2 separate regions of the Homo sapiens genome follow, and region 1 is linked to region 2. A link is a contact called in ENCODE Hi-C or POLR2A ChIA-PET data. All regions are on one chromosome and are shown on one strand. Each heading gives the region's core, a stretch centred on a gene start or an enhancer-like site at or near the end of the contact. The rest is flanking DNA. Distances are from core to core; before and after follow the strand shown. Region 1 holds the start of MSH2-OT1 (MSH2 overlapping transcript 1). Region 2 holds the start of BCYRN1 (brain cytoplasmic RNA 1).

The links. Hi-C counts contacts between places; a loop is a spot of excess contacts on that map. ChIA-PET counts read pairs that join two places held with the same protein, here RNA polymerase II (POLR2A). Pooled maps may share reads with other maps.
Region 1: a map of B cell shows a loop between it and region 2 (2.6-fold over the local background). The contact joins the promoter of MSH2-OT1 here to the promoter of BCYRN1 in region 2. A Hi-C loop is called at or near these places in 4 of 168 maps with a recorded cell type or tissue (B cell, Caco-2, OCI-LY7 and 1 more), 9 of 37 single-sample maps with no recorded cell type and 12 of 50 pooled maps. POLR2A ChIA-PET finds 5 or more read pairs at or near these places in 2 of 52 experiments (activated CD4-positive, alpha-beta T cell and activated naive CD4-positive, alpha-beta T cell).

What each region holds. Positions count from the first base shown.
Region 1 is chr2:47,525,589-47,528,938 of GRCh38, forward strand. MSH2-OT1 (MSH2 overlapping transcript 1) reads left to right here and starts at 1,949. Exons shown (of 3, transcript NR_120602.1): 1 at 1,949-2,216; 2 at 2,713-2,780. All of the region lies in intron 1 of KCNK12 (potassium two pore domain channel subfamily K member 12), which reads right to left. It also overlaps a transcript of MSH2 not described here.
Region 2 is chr2:47,333,525-47,337,097 of GRCh38, forward strand. It overlaps BCYRN1 (brain cytoplasmic RNA 1), which reads left to right and starts at 1,791. Exons shown (of 1, transcript NR_001568.1): 1 at 1,791-1,990. The region is part of intron 1 of EPCAM-DT (EPCAM divergent transcript); the gene reads right to left. RefSeq lists a silencer at 1,222-1,271 and enhancers at 3,149-3,238, 3,426-3,573.

The sequences.
Region 1 (3,350 bases), core at 699-3,198, 190 kb after region 2:
ATCAGGAGATGTGAGGGTGACATGGGTCACCAGAGGGTGACAAGTGGATACTGAAAGGAAGAGATCTGAAGAGACTGCTCAAGAGGGCTGCCTGCTGGAGCAAGGGGGCCCTAGGAAGAAGAGGCTGAGGGGCAGAGGGCTGGGGACAGCATGAGAGGGAGTCACAGGAGGAGGGATGGAGAGGGCAGTGCCCACTCAGGGAATGGGGCAGGGAGTGGTCCCTGTGCAGGGCTCCCAAGGACCCATAAATAGATGCCGTGAAAGCACATATGCCTGTTCTAACAGGGAGCCTTGCAGCCCCACCAGCAAAAGTTAAGAAGGAATGATAGTGGCTCCAGTGATGTAAGATCACCCCCATGCCCCATCCACTGCGGGTCCCCTGAGCCATGTGTCAGCCCAGAGCTAGAGGGGGAGGCTAAATAAGCTCTGATTAGAAGTGAATTTGAAGATTTGATTAAACAACTGAGAACGAGTCTCAATCTTAAAACTGGTACTTAATTAACAACAACAACAACAACAAAAGAGGCCGGGCGTGATGGCTCATGCCTGTAATCCCAGCACTTTGGGAGGCCAAGGTGGGCAGGTCACTTGAGGTCAGGAGTTCAAGACCAGCCTGACCAATATGCAAAAACCCCGTCTCTCCTAAAAATACAAAAAAAAAAAAAAAATTAGCCAGGTGTGGCGGCGGGTGCCTGTAGTCCCAGCTACTCGGGAGGCTGAGGCAGGAGAATGCCGTGAACCCAGGAGGCGGAGCTTGCAGTGAGCCGAGATTGCGCCACTGCACTCCAGCCTGGGCAACAGAGTGAGACTCCCTCAGAAAAAAAAAAAAAAAGAGAAAGAAAGAAAAGAAACAAAGAAACTGGCTGAGCCTGGTGGCTCACGCCTGTAATCCCCAGCACTTTGGGAGGCCAAGGTGGGTGCATCACTTGAGGCCAGGAGTTCAAGACCAGCCTGGGCAACTTGGCGAAACTCCGTTTATACTAAAAATACAAAAATTAGCCGGGCATAGTGGAGTGCACTTGTAATCCCAGCTACTTGGGAGGCTAAGCCAGGAGAATCGCTTGAATCCGGGAGGCAGAGGTTGCAGTGAGCCAAGATCGCGCCACTGCCTTCCAGCCTGGGCGACAGAGCGAAACTCCGTCTCAAAAACAAACAAAAACCCCAAAACACAAAAAGACATAAAAACTATTTGGATAACTCTAGCATTTACCCAAGATGTTAAGGAATCTAAAAGGGAGTTCTTAAAGACAATAGATGAGACAAAGCCATTTCCAGTGTCGGCCCATTTAATAAACTGGTTCCACCTGGATTTTCTCTTCATTGTGGTGAAAGCCACCACCTAACAATGCTGGCCCTGCCTGCATCATCGCATGTCATCATGACAACCTATGGGGGAGAACAGCTCCATTCAACAGATGCAGAAACTGCAGGTTAAAGGGTGAAAAGCAGTTGCGAAGTCCCCACAGCTTGGAAATGGTGGAGCCGAGACTGAAACCCAGGTGTGCTAGCATCTAAAGTTCATGCTCTTTCCACCACATTAGACTGTATTCTGAGGGCACCAAGGAAGCTCCATTTTTCTTAAGAAACCAAATTGCAGTCCTCCAGGACCACAGCCAGGGGAGCATCTTCGTGGGAGAGTGGCTGCTGCTCAGAGTTGTGACTCCCATCCTTAAGAGTCCTCTGTCCTCTCTGGCCTCCTTTCTACTGATCATTGCTGTCCCCTTCACAGGGGAGAGGGGCCATGGCCTATCCCCTAAAGAGTCTGCCAAGGTAGACTCATAACCTCCCCGTGGCACAGCTCAGACAAGCTGGGCTATTTACATAAGACTTGACCCAGGGCTTGAGGACAGCGCGAGGAATGAGGTGCAGAGGAGACTGCTGCTTCTGGGTGACAGTCTGCCTGGCTGACCACAGCTGGGGTACTCATTGGCCTCTTGAGGCCCCCCACAGGCCTGCCCTGCCTGACCTACTCTTGTGAGGCCAAGGCCATCTCCTCCACTCTCTGGGGGCCTCTTCTGACTCCTCCAAACTCTTCCATGTCTGGACTCCTGGCTTCTGCCCAAGGCCATCTATTGGAGTTTGGGTTTCCAGTTGAGGATCTGCCTTTTTCCTGGATGACCAAACCTAGAATGTGACCGGCCTCATGCTCCCTCCTCACAAGGGTGTGGCTTTATCCGAGGGCCTCAGCAAGGCAACCAACACCAGACATGAAGCTGGTAAGACCAACATCCACCTATTCATTCCTTCAGCAAACATTTACTGTGGACAGCATCAGGTTGGCAGTATCATGCAAGGCTCAGAAATATGGTGGAAAACCAGACAGATGCAGTTCCTGTCCTCAGTCTCTAGGCTGCCTTCCTAGAGGCCCCTCACTGGGTTTCTTAGCAGTTTTGTACAGATCCTACCCCCTTTGCTGCCAGCAGGCTCACCTCTGGGACAGGGCGCATATAGTCTGGGCCAGAACTTGTCCTGGGGTCTTCTTACGGCCCTGGTTCAGCTTGCATTCAGCATAACAACTTAGCTAGGGAGTGCTGCAGGCCCCAAATGATGCTAAATACTAGACTAGCTGTGTAACACCATCTGCCCAGAATGAAGGGACAGGTGAGGCAGAAGGGTCTCCGACAGCGCACAGGGCAACCAGTGAAAGCGTCCTTACTGTCCTGTTCCTGAGGTCTCTCTGTGCCTGCTTTACTGCCCTTCGCTTTCCTACAGAGCACACTCAGCTCATCCTGGGAGACAAGGTGGGGGTGGAGGATGGTCCATCCTTCTTCCGCATCAAGGTCAGTAGGTTCAGAGCTCTGGGGGGGTGCTGAGACCCTGGGACAGGCTTCCTGCTGAGGGCACTGGGGCCTATGCTTGTGCCACTGCCTAGCCAGTTGCCTCCCAGAGTAGAGAAGCAGTCTCCCAAGCTCTTGCAATTTGTGGGGAGCCAAGCTGCTCTGGAGAGGGGCCTCAAAGCTTCAGCCAGAGAAAAGGCAAACCCAGCCACCCTGAGAATCTCCTCCTCCCCCTCAATCACACCCTGCAGAGGCGTGATCTGTCCCTGGGTTCGCACCAAGCCTGCTATTTTGTTTATGCCACAATTGATCTGCCATCCCAGTTTGCAAAGAGCAGACACTTGGGGGCTTTATTATGCCACTTTGACAAAAGCTGTGAAGCTCGTTCCCACAGCCTGTCTGGTGCCGCCTTCGCAAATGGGGCCCTGGTGATGGGGCCTTCGGAGTTCAGCTCAGAGAGCATGGAAGTGAGATGGAGAGGCCAGCACTGATCTGTATCGTGCAGCCCTGGGCGGCAGCCTCGGTTGGGCCCTTGACACACTCCTCCCATCCAGGCCCCCAGCCACCCTGTGA
Region 2 (3,573 bases), core at 541-3,040:
TTGAGAAAGGCCCATAAACCTATAAACACCCTTTTTCTCCCCAAGGTGAGGTTTGACCCTAGTACTTACTACCACTGTTTACTGGAGAGTCATGTTGAGAACATCTCCTTTAGGCTCTATTTCTCATCCTAAGGGATATATCCAGCCTTCATTATGGAAGGTTTTGAAGGCCTCAAATAAAATCAAAGTAGAATTTGAATAAAACATCTTGGCTGGGCACGGTGGCTCGCATCTGTAATCCCAGCACTTTGGGAGGCTGAGGTGGGCGGGTCACAAGGTCAGGAGATCAAGAACATCCTGGCTAACACGGTGAAACCCCCATCTCTGCTAAAAATACAAAAATCAGCTGGGCGTGGTGGCGCGTGCCTGTAGTCCCAGCTACTCGGGAGGCTGAGGCAGGAGAATCGCTTGAACCAGGGAGTCGGAGGTTGCAGTGAACCGAGATCACACCACTGCACTCCAGCCTGGCGACAGAGAGACTCTGTCTCAAATAAATAAATAAAACATCTTAAAGAAATAGAAAATACTAGTAGAGTATTCACTCTGATTTCAGAATCAATTTGTGGAAATTCAGTTTCACAAGAATGAAAAAAGCCCCCTAAGCAAGGTAGCTTTTTTTTTTTTTTTTAAAGATGGGGTCTCACTATGTTTTCCAGACTGATCTCAAACTCCTGGGCTCAAGCAATCCTCCTCCCTCAGCCTCCTGAGTGGCTGGGACTACAGGTACACATCACCACCACCCTGCTAGGATATGGTAGCTTTTTAACCAAAACACACCACCATGCAATGGAGAGCATGTAACTTGTTATTTGGTCATACAAATACATCAGAATAAATTCCACCTCTCTTGTGGAGCCCTTTTTCCTACATCTGCACAGAAACTGGCACTAGCAGGACTGCAACCGAGGCAGACTCGAGAATTAGCAGACTCTGGCTCAGGCAGGACAATAGAGCAGCGGGAAATTTCTTTCAAGGGCTTTTGTTGCTGTTGTTGAGATGGAATCTTGCTGTGTCACCCAGGCTGGAGTGCAGTGGTGCTGTCTCGGCTCACTGCAATCTCCGCCTCCCAGGTTTAAACGATTCTCCTGCCTCAGCCTCTCAAGTAGCTGCGATTACAGGCATGTGCCACCATGCCCAGCTAATTTTTGCATTTTTGGTAGAGATGGGGTTTCACTATGTTGCTCAGGGAGGTCTCGAAACTCCTGACCTCAGGTGATCCGCCCACCTCGGCCTCCCAAAGTGTTGAGATTACAGGCATGAGCCACTGCGCCCGGCTTGAGACCTTGAGGGGCTTTTTAACCAAGAGATGGTGTAGGGACAGAAGCCAGCAAGAAGAACATGGTGGACTCTCTGTGAGGCCCCAAACCCCAAATCATGAGCCTCCGCCCCCTGAAAGTATTCCAGGATCTCTGAGGGAGGTTTTGGGAGGGGGCCAAGGTCCTGCAATTGGGTGGGTGGGGCTCCAAGCCATTGTTCTTTGCACATTCATGCCAATGTGACCTAATTGGCTAAGCACAGGCTGGAGAAGCTAGATAAACCTATTTAAATTCAGAGCCAAAAGACACTCAAGGATGTTTTCTGAGGGGGTGTGAGGGTTGGAAAATCATCCTATATTTGATTTATCTCCCACCTCATGTCCTGAGTCAATTCCTTAGTCTTAGATGAGGGAGACGACTTGGGAGTCATCCTTGTTTTTGATGAGCTATATAACCCTATGGCCAGCAGAGGGAAGTACTGCATTTCAGAGCGACAATTTGAGATCTATGAAAGAATTTCAATCGAGAATAAGAGGCCGGGCGCGGTGGCTCACGCCTGTAATCCCAGCTCTCAGGGAGGCTAAGAGGCGGGAGGATAGCTTGAGCCCAGGAGTTCGAGACCTGCCTGGGCAATATAGCGAGACCCCGTTCTCCAGAAAAAGGAAAAAAAAAAACAAAAGACAAAAAAAAAATAAGCGTAACTTCCCTCAAAGCAACAACCCCCCCCCCCCTTTTCATATTCTTGCCTGGAAGAAAGGCCTTGCTTTCCTCAGCTTCTTAAAGCTGGGAGAAGTTAAAGCCATTCTGAAATGCTGCTGCTACTGCTATATGTGGGGGAGAAAGCAAATTTTCTTTTTACTTTTTTAATCAGTATTTATTTTAAGTTCGAGGGTACATGTGCAGGATGTGCAGGTTTGTTACATAGGTAAACGTGTGCCATGGTGGTTTGCTGCACAGGTCAACCCATCACCTAGGTATTAAACCCAGCATCCATTAGCTATTCTTCCTGATGCTGTCCCTCCTCCCACCCCACCAACAGGACCCCAAATTTTCTTTCTTTTTTTTTTTTTTTTTTTTTTGAGATGGAGTCTAGCTCTGTCACCCAGTCTGGAATGTAATAGCTCAATCTCGGCTCACTGTAACCTCCATCTCCCAGGTTCAAGTGATTCTCCTGCCTCAGCCTTCCAAGTAACTGGGATTACAGGCATGCACTACCATGCCTGGCTAATTTTTGTATTTTTAGTAGAGACGGGGTTTCACCATGTTGGCCAGGCTGGTCTCAAACTCCTGACCTCAAATGATCCGCCTGCCTCAGCCTCCCAAAGTACTGGGATTACAGCTGTGAGCCACCGTGCCCAGCCTCCAAATTTTCTTATTTCCATGGCCTTGAGCAAAATTATACCATCCTAGACAAACACACACACACACACACACACACACCATTCTCCCCCTCTTGCTGTCTTTCTCAGATATGAGTCTCTCCTCCAATGGCCATTTTAAGCTTGCTCTTTTGCTCTGTAATACAAGGCCTGTTCCCTGTTAAAAGGAATGTCAGGCATCTGTGAGCAGGTAGGGAAAACATTGCAGGAGGCAAGTAAACTTCTCAGCATACCTGCCATCATTCATACCTTGAAGGCAGGTCAAGCCTGTAGCGTCTGAGTCTTCCATCCCTGAAGCACCAGCAGCTCTGACTAGAGGTCCTGTCTCCCAGCTGTGGCCCCAGCTCTCCCTGATGGTGACAGTTGCGACTTCCAAACTTGCTCCTCCCCATATCTGTAACTGAGCCCAGCGTACATTTGCCTCATGGGTGCCATTGGACTTCCTTTGTGAGCCATGTTTTCTTTCACCTTGTCCCAATCCACAGTTAACCAAATCTTGGCCCAAATTATGTGCTGGCTGGTGTTGGGCAGCTGTGAGACCCCTCCTTGCCCCATCTCTGTCTTCTAGGCTCTTCTGAGAACCAGTGTCCTTTGAGATCTCAGATGGGATTTAGAGGAGGGTTTCCACCCAGACCACTTTCCACAAATTTCACTTCTGCATTTCATCTGGTAGGGTGTGGTTTTCAACTAGAAGCCCAAATGAGGAAGAAAAAAATTCATTCACCATTCAGGACAGGGTGTTCACATTTGAACCAGGCAGAAATAGCTGAAAGAAACTGAATTCTAAAGGGACTCTCAGCTTTTGGGGGAGACATATTTGAGTGCAGGAGGCTAGACCACCCACTGGCTGGCTCTTTGCTCCTCACTGAGGCCAGCCTTGACTCTAAACAGATAACACAGGGCCAAAACACACCCAGCCAGCTTTGATAAGCAACCGT